Linked DNA regions of Mus musculus: region 2 is linked to region 1. A link is a loop called in an ENCODE intact Hi-C map of the cell type or tissue named here. Cell type or tissue: heart. All regions are shown on one strand. Each heading gives the region's core, and the rest is flanking DNA. Links, peaks and the distances in the headings are about the cores only. Region 1 holds the start of Cfap126 (cilia and flagella associated protein 126). Region 2 holds the start of Ppox (protoporphyrinogen oxidase).

Region 1 (10,700 bases), core at 3,059-7,058:
AGTTGCTATTTAAAAAAAAAAATGTCAGGCAGTGGTGGCACACACCTTAAATCCTAGCACTCGGGAGGCAGAGGCAGATGGATTCGAGGCCAGGCTGGTCTACAGACTGAGCACAGAGAAACCCTGTCTCGAAAAAACAAAATAAATAAATAAAATAATAATAATAAAAAAAGTTTGGCCCCTGAATTCCTTCTGGTTTCCCGATCGCTGGATATCCCTGCATGTCTCCTCTATCCCCACGAGGTCCCTTCCAGAGAACTAACAACACCGCAGCACCTGATACTGGACCTTTGGCCTAAATAATCCTCGTTTTGTACAATGTACAAATAATACACATAACATGGAACACAGACCTTGAGATGGGAGATTTACTGAGGCCGGTTTATGCAGATAAACCCATCTAACAGAAGGAAAGCAAATTAGTGGTTACAACCACTGGTTATGAAGGGAGCCAATCGAAAACAGAGGGACGTGGTACGTAGTAGTGGTTTCTCAGACAAGTTTGGGGCTGGCCTGGCTTGCGAAGCGTTTCTTGACAGCATGAGACCAAAGTGCGGATCTGGGGACTTGCAGGCCACTCGGCCCATCCTCAGCTTCCGGTTCCTTCTCCCGGACGCAGCCTGTCCCTCCTCGTCTCCTGGTCGCCCCGCCTTCATGCCCGGTCTCACGGTCCCAGTAGCGCTTTCCCGGTACTCAGGCGTGAGTCACGGAAAGGGGGGTTGTGGGTTGAGCTCATTTCTGGACAGTGGGACCGGATGTGACTCTCCCGGGCCACGCACTTGCGGGAGGAGAGCGGAGCAGAGAAAGGGTAGGTCCTCTCTGCAGCAGGGGCTGTGGCCAAGAGGCTCCAAAGACCCCGCAAGGGAAATGGGTACTTTCCCTTTCCTTCCAAGAGTTCCCGTCGCTCCAGCCTAACCCTCCCCCTCCTCAATCCCGCCCTAGCTCAACAGTTCAGCAGTTAACTTGGGAAGGTTATCTTTCATTAAGTAACTTTCAGAATCTTCAATTCACTAATGGGAACTCTGAAATCATAATTGCTCGTTTCCCATTATTTTGTAGCAGGCTACAGATCCTTGTAATCACCTTAGGAGATAACCACCATCATCAAAATGTTATGCATCAAGAAAAGAATAGACCTGCTTGTGATCCCATTCTATTAAGTGATGGACCTAGGTCCAAACATTTACATCAATGTCACAAATTCTTTCTTAGAGTGGTTTTCAACCTGTAAGTCAAGACCCCTTTGGAGATCCAATGACCCTTTCACAGGAGTCTCATATCAGATATTCTGAATATCTGATATTCATTTATATTATTATTCATAACAGCAAAATCACAGTTATGAAGTAGCAATGAAAATAATTTGATGGTTAGGGGTCATCACAGCATGAGGGACTGTATTAAAGGATTGCAGTATTAGGAAGGCTGAGAACCACTGACTTAAAATCTGTTCTACAGAGCCAGTGGACATCTTTAATCCCAGCACTTGAGAGGCAGAGGCCAACTTGGTCTATAAAATGAGTTCCAAGATAGCCAGAGCTGTGGGAGGGGATTGGGGTGTGTGTGTGTGTGTGTGTGTGTGTGTGTGTGTGTGTGTGTGTGTGTCTCGGGGTGTACCACTGCAATCACTCAGAAGGCTGAGACAGGTGGATCAAGCCTGAGTTCAAGGCCTGGTCTACAGGACTACATAGAGAAACCTATCTTTAATAATAATAATAATAATAATAATAATAATAATAAGGATAATGCAGTGTAGTGACAATTTTGAAATTTTGGTTTATTTAAAAACCACAGAAATATTATAAGAATATATTTTTGTTTAATCCCACGTATGGGATATGGGGCTGCTTCATTCTGTCCACAGCAGCTGACTCTGATTTGCTTAGTGCTCTAGCAGAGGCACGTTTTTTGCCAACTGCAGATAGTTTCTGCAATTGTGTGACATTTGGAATTTGAGGACTTTCCAGAGGGTCTATAAATGCTAGGGTCCCGAGTGATGGGGTGGGTTGTTGGTTGGTTGCTGTTGGTCAAGGTGTGTTGCGGGAAAGATTAAGTATTTGCTAAGTAGTTGTCTGCAAAGAAGAAACAAGAAGAAATTAGATATCCTGTGGGCAAAGATTAAACTTGCCCCAAAGAGCTCCACACCGCTAATGAACAGGAAGTAGTCTAACCATAATGTGGCTCCCTTTCCTTTTTATTCTTGAAACTACAAAGTATCAGACTACAAAGCACAATTAGCAACACTTACTTAAGGCGTTACAACCCTTCCATTTGTGAAGAGGCAGTGTTCCCAGGACTTTCTCCAGATGCCCTCTGAGCAACCCTATTGATTTCTCTAGAATCACTCAATAAACCTGTGCTTCTAAGCAAGCTTTTGAGATACAACTTTAGGTATATATGTCTCGTGTGAAAATACTCATTTATGGCTCTCCCTCGAGGAGCCCTTACGCACACTTAAGTATGCCTTTTTCTTTCCCTAGTCTCTCTTTCTCTTAACCTTCTTGTGTAAAGTTTGTCAGAAGTGTTCTTCAGGAGCCGGAGAGACGGCAAGTACTGGCACTTAACCTCCTGAGTACCGGTTTTCATTGTAGGTGTAGATGCCACCTTGTTTAATACAGATTTAAGGACAAATACTGAAAGATAGAGAGCAGCTTAGGAAAATGCAGGAAACACATTACAAACCTGAGGGTGGGTACGGATGTCTCAAAAGAGTAAGACCAGACACTTAACTGAAGTCACTGAATAGCTTCCAGTCATTACCCTTTATTATGCTATTTCTGTGTACTCACTTGAGCAACGTAGCCTATATCTCCTCCTTGGGAGAAACTGACTAAAGAGGAAATGTCACCGGTTTCATTATACAAGGTGACACACCTTCCTCTTCATTGTCTTGGGATACACTTAGAACCCACCATCCTGAACATGCTAATTAAAATGCCCTGATAGCAAAATAACTAAGTAAAATTCATTTTTTTTAAAAGATATCTTCTGAGAGGCCACACGAGACTGCTCCTGCAACCTCAGATAAGATGCAGTTAATGTCCCGTTTTCCCCTGTCACAGAATCAGGGTGGGGCAGCCCATTCACAGATAAGGGGTCTTGGAGGTCACTTTGACAAGCATGCTGGGGTCTGAAATAGAGGAAATGGACAATCTCAGCTCCAGAACCAGTCCCTAGAGATCTCAAACAATATGTGACAATTTACCAGTGAAGTATATCTTACAACCGGTGTAATTTCCAGTCACGTGAATGAACAGTTCCAGAAAATTCCAGCACCTCAAGCTATCATCAATCTTGAGTCTCCAAGTCTTCCTAACTCAAGTGTCACTGATTTTGATTTTGGAGTAGAGACAAGCTATCCCTATAGGGTGTTGCTACAAAGCCCAGTACATAGCCGGCACATGATGGGCTCCCACTTGTCTCCCACTTTTGGAGTTCTTTAAATGTCATTTGTTTGTTTATTTATTTAGGTTTTGTTGTTGTTGTTGAGGGTCTCTCTCTCTTTAGTCCTGGATGTCCTGGAACTCCATATGAGGACCTGTTTGGTTTTATATTTACTTTTTAAAGCTAGATGGGCTCCTTGCTATCAATGTTCTGGAATAGTACAAGATTCCACCAGGCTTGTGTCTTAGTCACTTTTCTCATCACTGTGACAAAGTACCGGACAAACGCAACTTATGAAATGAAGAGTGTATTTTGGTTCACAGTTCAAGAGTACAGTCCACCGTGCTGAGGAAGTTATGGTATCGGGAGTGTGTGGTGGCCGGTCACATTGAATCTTCAGTCAGGAAGTGGAAGAGAAGAACACAGGCAGGCAGGCAGGCAGGCAGGCAGGCAGGCAGGCAGCGTTTTCCATTGAATTCAGTATAGGCCTTCAGTCCATGTGATCCACATGCATGCAAGGTCTGCTCTTCACAGTTAACCCTGACAGGACCTTTACAGACACCTCGAAGTGTGTCTCCTAGGTGATTTTAAATTTAGTCAAGTTGACAATGAAGATTAGCCAGTAATAGGGAGTGGTCCTATGTACACACACACACACACACACACACACACACACACACACAACACAACTAAGGATTAAACCCTGGTTTTTCACATGTAGACAGGCACTCCACCACTATGCAACATCTTCAACTCCATCTTATATTTTTATTTTGAGACAAGATCTCACTAATGTCCCAGCTGTCCTTGGAGTCGCGCTCTAGTTCTGGAAGACCTTGAGCTTACCATCTTCCCGCCTCAGACTCCTGAGGAGACAGAATTGCAGGCTTCCTCCACTGAGCCCAGCATTTAAAAAAGAAAGTTACCAAAGAAACATATACTTCTTGCTTCCAATCAACAACAAAAAAAATATATAAAATAAACTCATCCTCTTTGTCCCATTGAGACAGTCTCACTGTGTAACCCAAGCTGACCTCAAATATTCCAATCTCAAATATTAAGGCCTAAATGGAATGTTTAGGCCTAGGTAAGATGTTAAGGCCTAGGTCACTGTTGCCTGGCTAGCCTGCCGTTATAAGGATCTGGGGATCAAACTCACGTTGTCAGGCTTGGTGGCGAGTGCCTTTACTCATGTAGCCACCCTATTAGTCCAAGAAAAGCAATTTCTAAAAGGGATTTAAAAGGATAGGGAATGTATGTCAGTGAGAGAGTGCTGCTCACCATGTACACCTGGGTTCAACCCTTGGTCCTTACAGAATAAAGAAAAAGAAGGTTTAATGGCATCCTCGGCGAAACTATCTAGGCCAGTTTTGTTTTGAAGAAAAATTCTAGTTTGTTCTTTCTTCTTCTTCTTCTTCTTCTTCTTCTTCTTCTTCTTCTTCTTCTTCTTCTTCTTCTTCTTCTTCTTCTTCTTCTTCTTCTTCTTCGTCTTCTTTCTTCTTCTTCTCCTTCTCCTCCTTCTCTCTCCCTCTCTCTCTCTCTCTCTCTCTCTCTCTCTCACACACACACACACACACACACACACACACACACACACACACAGAGAGTAAAGGAAGAGATAATAACAATTTCCACTAGGGGGTGCTGTAGTCTCAGAAAAGAACCCAGGCGTTTGGCAAGGAAGCACTTACCTTTGTAGTCCTGTATCATTTCTGGCCTTACTATGCACCAACTGCTTTCAGCTTGTATGGGGGAATCTACAAAGTCCGGCTCTCCACTCCAACACCTACTTACCGCCGGAACCAGTGAAGTAACAAGCAGGGCTCCTTGGAGCTACTTGGGAGAAATCTTGGAGGCTTGACAACATCACCAGATCTAATGGTTCTGGTGTCAAACAGCCCAAGAAGGGAAACAGATGCCTAAATCTTGAGTAATAACCGCTTACGCCATTAAGAGTGCAAGCTGGCCGGGCAGTGGTGGCACACGCCTTTAATCCCAGCCCTTGGGAGGCAGAGGCAGGTGGATTTCTGAGTTCGAGGCCAGCCTGGTCTACAGAGTGAGTTCCAGGACAGCCAGAGCTACACAGAGAAGCCCTGTCTCCAAAAACCAAAAAATAAAAAATAAAAAAAAAAGAATGCTCGTTCCACACTTTCTCTAAGTGCTTAGATCACAGGTGTGGACCACAGCACACAGTTAAAGTCAGAACAACACAGAGATCAGCGTAGCCCCTGTGCAGAATCGCCACACAAAATATAAGCCTTAGATTTAAAAAAGAAAAGTTCGTGTTTCAAGTGTGGTATGGTGATAGACAGCTAGGCCTCCAGAACTCAGGAAGTGGAGGCAGGAGAGTCAGAAGTTGAAGGCCACAGCTACATAGGGGACTGAGCCAGTGTGGTCTAGAGACCCTGTCTAGTGGCAGAGGTCTAAGCTTCACACTTTGTCCGATGGTGAATTAGATAAACCACAGTACATAATGCTTGTGCTATTTGGAGAGCTAAGCTTTTGGTGTCTGCCCCAAACTTGCTTGACTCATCTGAGTGTGTGGGTTCTGTTTTCTTTGTTTTCTGAGGTGCTGGATTTGAAACCAGGGCTCCACATGAACACACGACACAACTACTCTACTAAGTTCCATCCCAGATCTGCTAGGAGACTTTCAGAACTGGTTCAAGGACGAAATGAATGTCTGTGAAAAGCAGTTTCCCAAATCTGACTCTTTGATTCCACAACCTTATTTCCTAATGTATGCTACAGACATGCCCACATGCCAAGTGACGCATGCGCAGAGGCATTGCTGCCGTGTCTTCGGGAGAAGTTTCTGTGTTCAGCACGCAGAGCAGATGAGATGCGCACCTTCAGTGGCGCACACGTGGTTATTAAAAGAAGTCCTCTACACTAGCGCATGCTATAGCACACATACGTCATACATGGTTTCTTCACGGTTTTGTTTTGAGACAGAATCTTTCTCTGTAGTCGGTTCACAGGAACTCTGTTGTCTTGAGGGCCGTGTGTGTGTGTGTGTGTGTGTGTGTGTGTGTGTGTGTGTGTGTGTGTGTGTGTGTGTTGTATGCTTCCCAAATCCTCAATGTTACAGCTCTCATTATTTGGGGATAATAAAGGTTATATAAATCTTGGAGAGTAGGTAGGGCTTTTGAGGTGAGTGTACATTATTGGCTAGGGCTGAGGTGCTGGGTGCTGGGGATGCTTCATTTACATCAAGAGGAAATCCAGGTGCTTGCTGGACATGTTGAGAGAGAGAGAGAGGGAGTGAGAGAGAGGGAGTGAGAGAGAGGGAGTGAGAGAGAGGGAGAGGGAGAGGGAGAGGGAGAGGGAGAGGGAGGAGAGAGAGGGGGAAGAGAGGGAGAGGGAGAGGGAGAGGGAGAGGGAGAGGGAGAGGGAGAGGGAGAGGGAGAGGGAGAGGGAGAGGGAGAGGGAGAGGGAGAGGGAGAGGGAGAGGGAGAGGGAGAGGGAGAGGGAGAGGGAGAGGGAGAGGGAGAGGATGAAGCTGAGCCATCTCTCCAGCCCAGGTGGGCACTATCTTGCACATCTGTCTAGGTAGAGGAGTGTGTGGCTTACAGGTACAGTTGGCTTTGTCACGTGGGTTCTGGGACAATACTCAGGCCATCAGGCTTCTCAGGGAAGTAGTTTTTTAACCCACTGAGCCATCTTGCTGATCACCTCTGGATTCTCTTTTTGTTGTTGTTTTGAGACACATTAAGACTGTGTAGCCACAGCTGACCGGGAACTCACTATGTAGAGCAGGCTGACCTCAAACTCAGAGATCCACCAGCTCTGGCTCCCAATTTTTGGGATGAAAAGTGTGCACCTCACATTCACCTCCCATCCCCACCCCAGGCACTCTTAAGCCAGTAAAATTCTTGAGCCCTCTTTGCATGAAGTGCCTACAGGCCATGTTAGCACAGTTAATGCTCTGAAGTAGGACAGTCTACATTTCTCATGCAAGGTCGCTAAAGCCCGGGCTGATGAACTTTTCTAAGGCCTCATTTTCCAAGCACAGTCAGAATTTCACCCAGATAATTTGGCTCCAGGATGGACATTAATGGTTGTCCTCACTTAGGTCTGAGTTCACACACTGTCCACAGAGCTGAGGAAAAACTGCCTTGATAGTTAACGAAGACAGCAGTTCCCAGAGAAGCCATGGCTACAGAGCTGTCACTTTGCCTCTTGTGGGCAAAATGGATGTTCGAGAGCAGAGACAGCCCTTGATCCTAAAATAACTCCTGTGTCCTCCATCACTCTAGAGAGTAATGAGAACCACAGGGACAGAGCACACGGGGCTGCTGGCCTATGTCACATTACCCAGCTGTGAACTGTCAGAGCCTGTAATAAGAGCTGTTCTTAACCCATTATCTGGAAGGGTCAGGAGTATCATTATGCTGGGTTGGATAGGAGAAACATTTTAGGGGAAAAAAGAACTAGCAATTATCTCCCCACTGAATTTTGGAGGCAGCCTCAAGTAACCCAAACTTGGAGCCATCCTCCTGCTTCAGCATCCCAAAGGCTTGGATTGCAGGTATAAACAACCACATGCAGCTTGCTTTCTTGAAAGAAACAATTTGTTTTTAAATCATATGTGTGAGTTGAGGTAGCTGTTTCAGAAGAGGGCGTCAGATTCCACATAGCTGTGGTTACAGAGGCTGAGAGCCATGGGCACTGGGAAAGCCAGCTTGGCTCTACTGGATGAGCAGAGAGCACTCCCAGTCACTGAGCCATCTCCCCAGATCCCTTCCCCACCCCACGTCCTTCCTTCAAACCAGCACCTATGATCTATAGAATAATGGGTTTCATTGTGACATTTTCATTCATGTAGGATTCTGATTGCGTTCACCCTCTTATGCCCCTCCCCCTCCCAGTGGACCCCACCTGCTTCCCCCTATACCCTCTTCTCACTTCACGTGGACTTTTGTTCTTGTTGTTTGGTTGTTGAGATAAGGCCTTTCTATGCATCCCTGACTGGCCTGGAACTTACTATGTAAACCTGGTTGGCTCACATTTAGAGGTCTGACTCCTCCAAGTTCTGAGGTTAGAGGCGTCACCATGCTTTCGTGTTTGAGTGTGTGTGTGTGTGTGTGTGTGTGTGTGTGTGTGTGTGTCTGAGCTCAGAGATGCTTGCACACGTGGGAGGTTATTCCCAGGAGCATGGACCACCTACCAGTGTGGCTGGTTACAACACTGAAAAGAAGATCCTGCCCTCTCCAGAACTATTAACATAAAGGGCGGGGCCTTGTGAGCCCCTCCCCCAGCAACAGTTAACGCCTCCATAGCTCCAGGAAGGAGGGGGGGCCTCATGAGTCCCTTCCCTGTTTTTTGGAGACAGGATCCTACTACATAGCCAAGGCTGGTCTTGAACTTGAGATCCTCCTGCCTCCACTTCCTGGATACTGGGATTACAGGCGTGCACAGCCATATCTGGCTCTTAAGTATCTTTGGACAACTTGGGTTTTTTCCTTTTTTTAAAACTTAAGACTTTGTAACTGACAAGCCCTCTTTAGTTCTAACACCCCAATAGATGAGTAGATGGACTTAACAGAAATTTCAATGAGTCTCTCAGGGTTCCTTGGTTTTATAGCTAATAGGCTCAGGCCCTGGTACCTACTCAGTTTCCCACCCTACGTTCTGATTTGCCATATCCTAACCAACACTATGAAGCTATATCTTGGGTCCTGTGACTGTAGGGGGATGGAGGAGACAGGAGTCACTTAAGGACCAAGGATAAGACATATATTTCCTTTTGGGAACAAACCAGTTGGTTGCTTCCTAAGCAGTGTGCCTTTGTTATCCTGTGAGCAGCATCTTGGCAGCGCCCAATTCCCACTGTGAACATTTCATTCACCTTATTCTTCAGTGTACAAAGCAGGCCATCACTACAGTGTGTGATGGATGAGGGGTTAGGCTTAGTTCATTATACCACAGTGTCTCACACACTCAGCTCACGGGGGTTGGGGGGTCTCAAAGTTTGTTTAAATAGTTGAAGATGTCATTCAAAGACAACCTGGAAATTCTGAAGCAGACTTAACTATGTTGGGGAAACAGCTATTTACATGACAGTTATCCCTGATTTGTTTTGGACACATGCAAAGTATAGTAACTGAGGCAAATGCAGCGGTCCTGCTCAGTGGTCCTGGGATTTTGGAAGCAGAGGCAGGAGGACGGGGTGTTCAAGGTATCCATGGCTACTTCTCAGTTCATTTTCTCATGTTTGTTTGGGCCTCTATACTCTAAAATGAAAATGAACCTACGTTTCAGAGAGAAAGGAAGAGGGTAGTGTAAACCACAGAATGTAGCCCAACCCCTGCTGACCGGGAGTAACTCCCAGAAGGCTGGCCTTCTGCAGTTGCCAGGCAACAAGTGTAAACAGCACTGGATCATGGCCACTAACTACAGTGCCAACCAGGTAAGCGCTTGCTCGTCACCCTTTTACATTTGAGTTTATGTTCCAGATGCTGCCCTTGACTGCCCGCTCCCATCAGACTCTGACTGGGTTGAGGCGGTGCTTCATCTCATGGGTGGGAGGGCCCAGGAACAAGCAAAGAGGATCTGGGTTAAATCTGTAGACCGTAAGCCAGGAAGCAGTGATTTTATTTGTACAGGCCAGAGTAAGCAGTTTAGGCTTTGTAAGTCAAGTGACAAAGTCATATCTATTTATATGAAAGTTAGCACTAATTTGTTTCAGAAAAATTCAAAATATAGGGGTAGAGATGCTCCCCAGTGGTCCCCGAGGCAGGAGGATGGGTGTTCAAGGCATTCTGGGGCTACATACTGAGTCCAAGGCTAACCTGAGCTTCAAGAGAACCCCTCCCCCTCCACACACACACAGAGAGAGAGAGAAAGAGAGAGAGAGAGAGAGAGAGAGAGAGAGAGAGAGAGAGAGAGAGAGAGAGAGAGAGAATGAAAACAAGGACACAAAATAGTCACTGATGGTTCGAGGCCAGCCTGGTCTACATAGAGAGTTCCAGGCCAGCCAGAGTCTTGTAGTAAGAAAAGAAACAAAATATTGCCTACACATTTTTGGAGTTCCTTTGGAGAAAATATTTTCCTTCTTTAGTATTCCCAGTTTAGTGTTGTTCTTTTTCTTCGTTTATGTGTATGTGTGTGAGTAGGTAGACAGGTAAGGTTTTGCTACTACCTACCTATCCCAGACTGGACCACAAAGTCACAACCCTCCTACCTTCCTCTGCTAAGCGTGAGGCTTACAGGTGTGTGCCACCTTGGCCAACTACCTTCTGTCAAAGCAACACAAATGGTTGTTTTATGTCTACAAATATTTTTACAAATGGTCTATTTTTACAAATAAAAAA
Region 2 (7,888 bases), core at 1-4,000, 160 kb after region 1:
GGGTTAAGTCTGAGTTAGAGACTCAGCAACAGGAGGGGAAGAGGTTTGAGACCACCTCTGAGCAATGTCACCTCAGGTCCAAGGCGGCGCTGGGCAAAACTGTGCACAGTTTCATCAGGCTCTTTGCCCCTGGGCTTCAGCAACTCCCTCAGCCCAGCCCAAAACAGAGGTTTTGAGAAGGGGGGTGAAGGACGGAGTAGCCCCCTGCATGGAGGAAGGCATGGTTGAAAAGAAAACTCCCAGATTCACCTTTCAGAGGGTTCTTTTCAGCCATTAGACCCCCTGTGGCTGGAAGGCCTGACAGGGAGCGAAAGGGGGGTGTGTGTAATAGTGAGGTGTTACCTGAGGCCGGAGGGTAGAGGGTGCAGGGTACCGCCTACATACAGGAACCTGTTCTGGGCAGCTGGGTGATCCCCTCGGACAGGCAAGACTTCAGACTCCAAGCCAAGTTCAGAAACCTGTTCTCCACAAGCCCTCAGGAAGAGGAGAAACTAAGGAAAAACTGACCCAACGTTTTTCCTCTCTGCAACTCCGTCCCTTTGGAGAACTCTCCTCCACTACCTGTCCTACACATTCCACAAGACGCTCACCAGGAGCAGGGTCCGGGCTCCCAGGGCTCCAGCCGGCCTAATCCCTCGAGGTCCAAGTTCAAAGATCGCACCATCTGATCCTCGGATTGAGCGGATCCATCCTCCCAAACGCTTGCTGCCCTCCACTAAGATCACCTGGCGCCAAAAGTGAAGCACTGTCGCCACAGGGCAAAGGGACTGGGGGTCGGGGGAAGTGCATATTTCACGGAACAAAAATCTATGCAGCTTTTGCTAGAAATATCAAGAGTATTAAATGAGTCTTTCTCTGGTACTAGTGGGGACTCACCTTAGGAGGACTGGGGCCTCGGATCAGATGATAACTTGCGGCCAATCCACTGATACCTCCGCCAAGTACTATCACAGTCCGGCCCATCGTAAGGCCTGGGAAAAGGTCGAGATACCCCAGGAGAACGGGGCAGGGGAGCACTCTGTTTTACAACTGCAGAAACCCCCACTGGTCCCATACCCCACTTCTGGACACTTACTGATTTATGAGCAACTAATGCAGGGCGCGCGTGTACGTGCTGGTGGAAGAGTAAGGTCTTCGTTCTGAAGCCAGAACTTACCCACGAGATAGGGGGAACCCGAGAAAGTGAGTGACTGATAGAGGCCCTAGGAGCAGTCCATCCTGTCCGTGTGCAGATAAGGGCCACGCCCACGCTATCTCCCCAGCACAAACCCTTCGGAGGCCAGAATTCTACAGCACTCGGTTTTTCCAGCCTCAGGGGTGAGCAGGTTCAAGTCTGGTATCCCCGCCCCTAACTTTTAGGGTCCCTCCGACTCTCCGTCGATTCCTTTCTGGCGGCCTGCGTGACTGCGTTTCACTTTCTTGCTTCTTGATTGGAGGGTCTTGGAGTGCGGGTTCTGGATTGGTGAGCTCTGGATACATTCACCAATGAAAACACCATATTGGCAGTGACGCTACCAGAGGAGCAACAGCCGCTTTCGGAGTCAGTTCCGTGGAGCGGGTTAACCTGTTCGTGTCCTAATCGGAGTTAGTTGCAGTAACCGGCACTGCCTTCCCCAGGGACAGGACAGCGAAATCCTTGAGCATTCCCCAGCTCAAGCTTCCCAGGTCTGTGGTGAAAACCCTGGAGGTGGGAGAGCCCCACGAGCTTTAGTTAGGGAGAAAGAGAGAGACACTTGGAGGCCAGTCCGTGGGGAGAAGGCTCCATAAACAGCTCCTTGATGTTAGCAACAGACAGGGCCTACGGGAGCAAGGGCCGCCCGGCAACGGTACCAGTGTTTGTCAACAGGGGTTCTTGGATGCCTTGCCCTCGAGGGGCAGTACCCCTCTCAGGAAAAACCGGCGTGCCAATGCCTGCACTCTAGTTTCAGGCTTTCCCGCAACTTCACAGGTCTCAGGGTTTGTCTGCCTAGTTCCACTAAACTCAGTGTTTGGGTCCAAGGCTGGGGCCAGCTCAATCCCTGTTCTTTTCCTTCTGTTGTGAGAGCGCCCCCACCTGTCCAGAGACAGAATTGGGGCCCAGAAAGGCTCCAATTGAACCAAAATTCTAGATATCCATTCCCTCTTATCCACAAATACAAACATGAACATCACTTTTTTCTTAATAAATTTATTCACAAAAAAGTGAGATTGCAGAGGTTCTGGGGGCTGTACATGGTCAAGGGTCTGGTGGTTTCTGTACATGGGACAGGAAAACAAGGCGGAAGGGTACTTCTTAATAAAAAAAATAACGGGAGCTACAACCAACCCTCCTCCCCTCCCCGATTAAAAAGACACAAAAATAGACGTCTGTGAGGTAACTGGGGGCTTAAGGGTGTTGGGAAGGTTTTCACAGGTGCCAGGGCTTCAAGATGGTGTCACAGGCACCGAAGTGGTTCCTGCATCAATTGGTAGAACAGCACGTAGCCCTCACTGGATGCCACCTGATTTTCACTGACAGGGGAAACGCTGAGAAGAGAAACGGGACACGGCTGTGGTCAGTGGTCATTCTTGTAGATTCCCCCTCCATCCCACAAGACTCAGAGTAGCCAGGTGGAGATCAGGAGAGACTCTCCACCTATCCTTTGTCAGGAACTTATCTTTTCGGAGCTGGGGGGGGGGCGGTGGGAGGGGGCAGGAGTTGAACAAGAGGCTATTCTCACCGGGAGTCATTGTAGACATGCCAACCAGTCTGGCACCGGCACAGGGCTGTGTAGTGGCCATAGTGGACACTACCCGAGTGGTTGCAAAGGGCATACAGCTGGTAGACAGGGCTTCCTGCGGGTTAAATAACATCAGTTTCCACACCCAGTTGTGTCTCCCTCCTGAAGATTCTTTAGGAGGTTCCCTGCCAGACTCACCCGCTTTGTCGCTGGCAAAGTCCCCTAGGCTTAGTCTCTGCAGTGGGAAGTCTACACCTACTGAACTTTTCTTGATGGAGCCTCGGGAGGTGGAAAATCGGTTCAGATCTAAGCCCTGGTTAAGGAGCACTGGGGAGGCTAAGGGTCTCTAGGGGGGACTGCAGTAATAAATTCAGTACCCTCCATTCCCCCAACACATCCTGAAAGGTGGCAAAGAAAGTCAGGGTGGCAGGTTTTCCCTAAGGGAAACTCAAACGAAGGCGAGGAGACACTGTATGGGAGATACCCTAAGAGAAATAAGAACGTGAAGATTAGGATATGGAGCACGAGGATTCGGGGGAATCTTTGTACTGTCAACTTTTTGGTACTTCGGGTTTTCTGCCGACATCGGTCACACACCTAAATAAACAGCAAATAGTGTTAGGTCAGGGTGCCCTCACCTAAGTTGCTTTTTCNTGACACCCCCAACTTACACATAAATTTAGTTATGTTTCTCATTGCTTTGCCCCTCCCCCCCCCATAACCTAGGTATACGAGGACATACCGGAGACCCCTAACACACACCCAGACAAGTAACTGTTATTCCCAAATCAAGGAGACATGCATTTCCCTTTATCCAGACAGACCCTCCCAGGTCTCCCCCATTAAAGTCCCACATACTGGGGCATTCTCCGACTCTAGCTCTTCCTCCTTGGTGAAAAGGCTGAAGCAATCCCGCAAAGACACTTTGCCCCCAGCAAATCCTTTCTAGGGGGAAAGGGGAAGTGAGGGTCAGCATGTTCTGAGTTTCCTTTTTTTAAAAAAATCCTTTTTTTTTTTTTTTAAATCCAGGCTTTAATTCTGCTTTAGAGACCCACACAGTTCCCACCCACACTTAGGAGTGCGGAGGGGTGGGTCACAGAACCCCTGTTCCATCCACCCCTGGAATCTACTGGAATCCCACCTTGGGGATGGGCAGGGACAGGTCACAAAAAACCTCGAAGGTCGTGGAGCGATACCCACAGGCCTGGCACTTGAGGCAACTTTTCAACTGGCCCACAAACAGGTCTAGGTAGAAGCAAAAGGCAGAAGAAGTTACCGTCAGATGCCTAAAGTGCTCACTCTCCTAGAACAGTTGGTGTTCTCCCCGTGCCTCTGACCTGCCTTTCTAATACAGCACTGCCACTCAGCGCCACACAGCATTTTACATCCTTGGCATCTGGCCTTGCCCCCATGCTTCCTTCTCCCGAGCCCCAGCTCCCACTGTGTTGCCCCACTGCATACCCACCCACAATCTTGCTGTCTTCTCGCTCCAGGTAGCGCTTCCACATTAAGTTGGCTCGGTCATCATCACTGCCACAGAGCAAGGGAAGGGAGCAACCTGTGAGACAGCTATAGTACTGGGCGGCCCCAACCACGGAAATTATCCACGGAACCCTGGTCCCTGTCCACATACCAGCTCCTTCCCTAAATTCCTAGTCAAAGGAGTAAGCAATGCCCCTGGGAACTTTCTGGGGAAATCCAAGATGAAAGGACACACATACATATACATTTATATATGTATGTGTATATATACACATGCATATATATGTATGTATATATATAAACACACACACATATACACAGGGCCATCTTCCTCTACAAGCTCTTTGATATATTTGATTGTAGACGTTCTCTCCTTCCCCAGCTCAGTGCATCTCTGACTCTATTTTCTGCCTCTATATGTACTTTCCCATCTTCCTCCCTTCCTTCCTTCCTTCTTTTTTTTTTTTTTTTTTTTTTTTTTTTCCTGTGCTAAAGGGTCTCTCCTAGGCCCTACATTTCAGTTTCGGTTAGCTCAGTTCCGTGATAACTGAAAGCTGATAGAAGTACTGCGGAGAGGAGCAAGGGGGAACAACCCTTACCTCAACTCAGGTTCTTCATGCAGAGCCCCTCCTCCTCGGCAAGGTGGAGAGGGAACTGGTCCGCTGGCCAAGATTGGCGGTGCCCGGCGCCCTCGTCGGTTGATCTCAAGGTGCAACCGCTCCATGAGGAGCTTCAGGAACTCTTGGGCATCCTGCTGGCTACAGCCAGACAGAATATGGGCATCTGATCCATCCCCTCGTGGTCCACACAGTACCCCCTGCCCAAATGTGGGTTCCCGTTTCCTCAGTGTAGGAAATCTCAAGGCTTACAACACTGCTGCCAGAGCCTCAGCTTGTCCCCGCCCCCAACCGGAGCCAGAGAGAAATCCCATTCTCTCAGTTTCCCCACCTGTATCCAGAGAAGGAAGGGACGTATTTCTGGAAGACAGCCCGGAATCGGGTGGGATTCACAGCTTCACAGGAGTCAGGGTGCCAGAGGGCACCAATCACATCTGCAAAGGCTGTTGGTTTGACAGTGGGGAAGGGATTCAATGCTAATGTCTAGGAGAGCAGGCAGGCGGGAGGAGCTTCTGTGGCTAGAAAATCTCTAGGAAGGAACAAACTGGGGAAAACGGATGTAACTGCCAGCTTGAAGGGCTGGGAGCCATGGGAATTGGGAGGATAGAACTGAAGGGGTTGGGGGAGAGAGAACAGAAGGATCGGGAGTTGTTGCCCACCTTCTGTGAGTTCCTGGGCTCGGCCTCCTCCGGGCACCTCTTGCCGGAAGTCCCTTCGCAGACAGAAGTCTCGAAGAGGCCTTGTGCTGCTCAAACACTGTAGCACGGCATTCAGGAAGCACTGGGGAAGCGGTGGGGACACTGCTGTTACCTTTGCAGACCGGTGCCCAGCAGGACTGAGAGCGCTTCCTGCTCTCCGGCATGCCTCTCCTGGGTCTGTGCCTGTCTCCACCCCCAACACCATCTCACATCCCTTTTACAGAGAAGGACAGGAAAGTGGCTCTTACTGTATTTCCTAGATTTCGGAGGCCAACATGACCAGAGCCCAGAAGCAGTGTGTGGTGAGCCTAGAAAGTCAGAGGACAGTCATATTCTACCTGGCGCTTTCAATAGCATGCTGCTGAATGTCTCCCCAACCCAACTCGTGCCCCAGTTCTACCCTGTTCCCCTCACTGGTCATCCTACCTCACTGGTCATGAGTAGTAAGCCCATCACAGCTGAGTGTACCACAGACTCAGCCATGGCTGTCACACCAAGTCCCCATTTACTCCGCTGCCAAGCTAGCCGGCGCTGCAGCTCCTGAGGCAACTCCCCAAGCACTGGCATGGTTGCCCAGCTGCTCCCCGCCCCCACTTTACTGCCCCCAAATCCCCCTCCTGCCCCCGTGGCCCCTTCTTGCACCCTCTCCTGCTGGCTCCAACTGCAAGCAGCCTAGCTCAGTTAGCTCGGGAAATGGGGAACCACACCAGCACAGGTGCTCTTGACTCCGCCCCTCCGCAGCTCCAGGGATTAATTAGGTCTAGGCCCAGTCCTAGGAGAGATGTTGCCTTAAAAGAGAGTGCCTAAGGACCCAAGGAAGAATTCTAAATAGTCGGGCTAATTCCCTAGGGACTAGAATGGCACACCAAGTTGGAGAATCACATACAACCCAAAATAAGATCTAGAAGGTCTCAGAAAAGACAAGAATCCACTGGTGTAATGAGGAGTTGACAAAGGGACTCAGAGAAGGGAACACAGGAAAGCCATAGTATGACAAAGTTGAAGGCAAGAGGAACATGAGCATGGGAGAGACCACGTGTGCTGTCAAGTCCTCACCATCTTGTCATCAGAGTAGAAAGGCTCAGAAGGCCGGGCAGATATCATGTGGAAGGAGCCATGGGAAGTAGGGGGCTCTGTCCGTATGCTGAGCAGGGTAGGGGGGCCAGGGAAGCCCCCAAGACGCCGGAGAGAAGTACTACGTCTCAAAGTGGGTGGCTCAGGCCGGAGTGCCAAGCGGCTCAGTGCAGCCCCTAGCTCGCCAGCGCCACGGTGCCCTCCCAAGGCAATCCCCATTGGACGCAAGTCCCCACTGCTCACAGACTTGGAACGGGCTAAGTTGGTCCGGGATGGGAGAGGCAGAGCCACAGCTGGGGGCGGTGAGCCAGGCAGGGGAACCCCATGATCTGCTCGAAGGGGACCTCTAGGACGAGAGCCTGAGGTCCGACCCCGACCCAGCTCCAGTTTCTTGAGCCTTTCATCTGGGGGACCTGGCCTGGGAGGCAAAGGTCGTAACATGGAGTTTGGCCCAGGAACTGGGTTTCGGCGCTCCTTGCTGCGTGCCCGGGGAGGAAATGGTATCTTGGCTCCCACTCGGGGCTGTACATTGACAGGTGGCTCTCGAGTCCGGCCCAGGCGGTGCTCAGAAGCCTGGGGCATTGTGGGCACCACAGGCTGGACCTGAGGAGAAAAGAGAGTCAGCGTTTGAATTAGGAAGGGAGAGAAGATACAGGCGATCATGCAAGCTGTCTTCTTCATGTACCGAGGGTACATATAACGTTTATAAAATCAGTTCTTGCATCTCCAGGACCTGGCAATGTTTGGCATACGAAAAATACTTAGTACTCCTTGAATAAACAAATGATTGAATAGCAGACCATCATTTTGACCTTTTCATGCCCCACCCCCTCTCTATAGAATACAGATTTATTTAAAAGCCACTGGTACTCTCAATCTCAGCTGTTTTTATAATCTACAAACTCCCCATATGTGGCTAGTCAAGTGGGATGTGCCATAGACCTGGGACTGTGGACGCAGGAATCAGTCCAAAAGACAGCATTCCAATCTCAACCCCAGCTCCTCTGGGTTGCAAATGAAGCGGATTAAACGGGTGATCTGCAATCCACTCCCTCCTCCAATTCTGGGATCCTACTTGGTATCTGGGCCCAGGGGGGCAATGGTTTGAGATGGAGGACGAACTACTTGACCCCTAATTTGTGCACCTCTCCCACCACAGCAGGGTTTTACCCGGGTCCGCCCCCCTCGAGGGCAGAAAGGCCGAGGCTGCTGATTGGCTGCGGGGTCCGGCGGCATATTCCCCGCGGTCCGAGAATGCCGTTCTTCCAGCCCAGTTCTCCCAGGCCCCGCTGGGCACCGCGAGCATCCCCCTTTGTGG

Evidence for each region. A loop is a pair of places that touch in the nucleus more often than their neighbours do. Peaks named below come from ENCODE experiments on the same cell type or tissue, not always from the same donor. Only the 100,000 strongest peaks of a DNase experiment are listed, where the experiment ranks them.
Region 2: it touches region 1 in a loop (6-fold over the local background); 6 of 42 quality-filtered maps call a loop at or near these places.

The regions. Positions count from the first base shown.
Region 1 is chr1:171,113,398-171,124,097 of GRCm38, forward strand. It overlaps Cfap126 (cilia and flagella associated protein 126), which reads left to right and starts at 9,648. Exons shown (of 5, transcript NM_001379426.1): 1 at 9,648-9,796. The coding sequence starts at 9,770. In heart, for the core only: a CTCF peak has its summit at 5,044 (motif pointing right); a DNase peak (open chromatin) is centred at 5,214; H3K27ac peaks cover 296 bases.
Region 2 is chr1:171,279,798-171,287,685 of GRCm38, forward strand. Ppox (protoporphyrinogen oxidase) reads right to left here and starts at 1,389. Exons shown (of 13, transcript NM_008911.2): 1 at 1,076-1,389; 2 at 877-971; 3 at 591-725; 4 at 343-458; 5 at 72-204. The coding sequence starts at 963. Usp21 (ubiquitin specific peptidase 21) reads right to left here. Exons shown (of 13, transcript NM_013919.4): 2 at 6,553-7,173; 3 at 5,745-5,804; 4 at 5,458-5,578; 5 at 5,130-5,241; 6 at 4,781-4,939; 7 at 4,165-4,229; 8 at 3,841-3,944; 9 at 3,558-3,644; 10 at 3,218-3,296; 11 at 2,898-3,005; 12 at 2,700-2,814; 13 at 2,152-2,505. The coding sequence starts at 7,152. The coding sequence ends at 2,415. In heart, for the core only: a CTCF peak has its summit at 2,057 (motif pointing left); DNase peaks (open chromatin) are centred at 664, 1,464, 2,724 and 3,874; H3K4me3 peaks cover 3,085 bases; H3K27ac peaks cover 2,617 bases.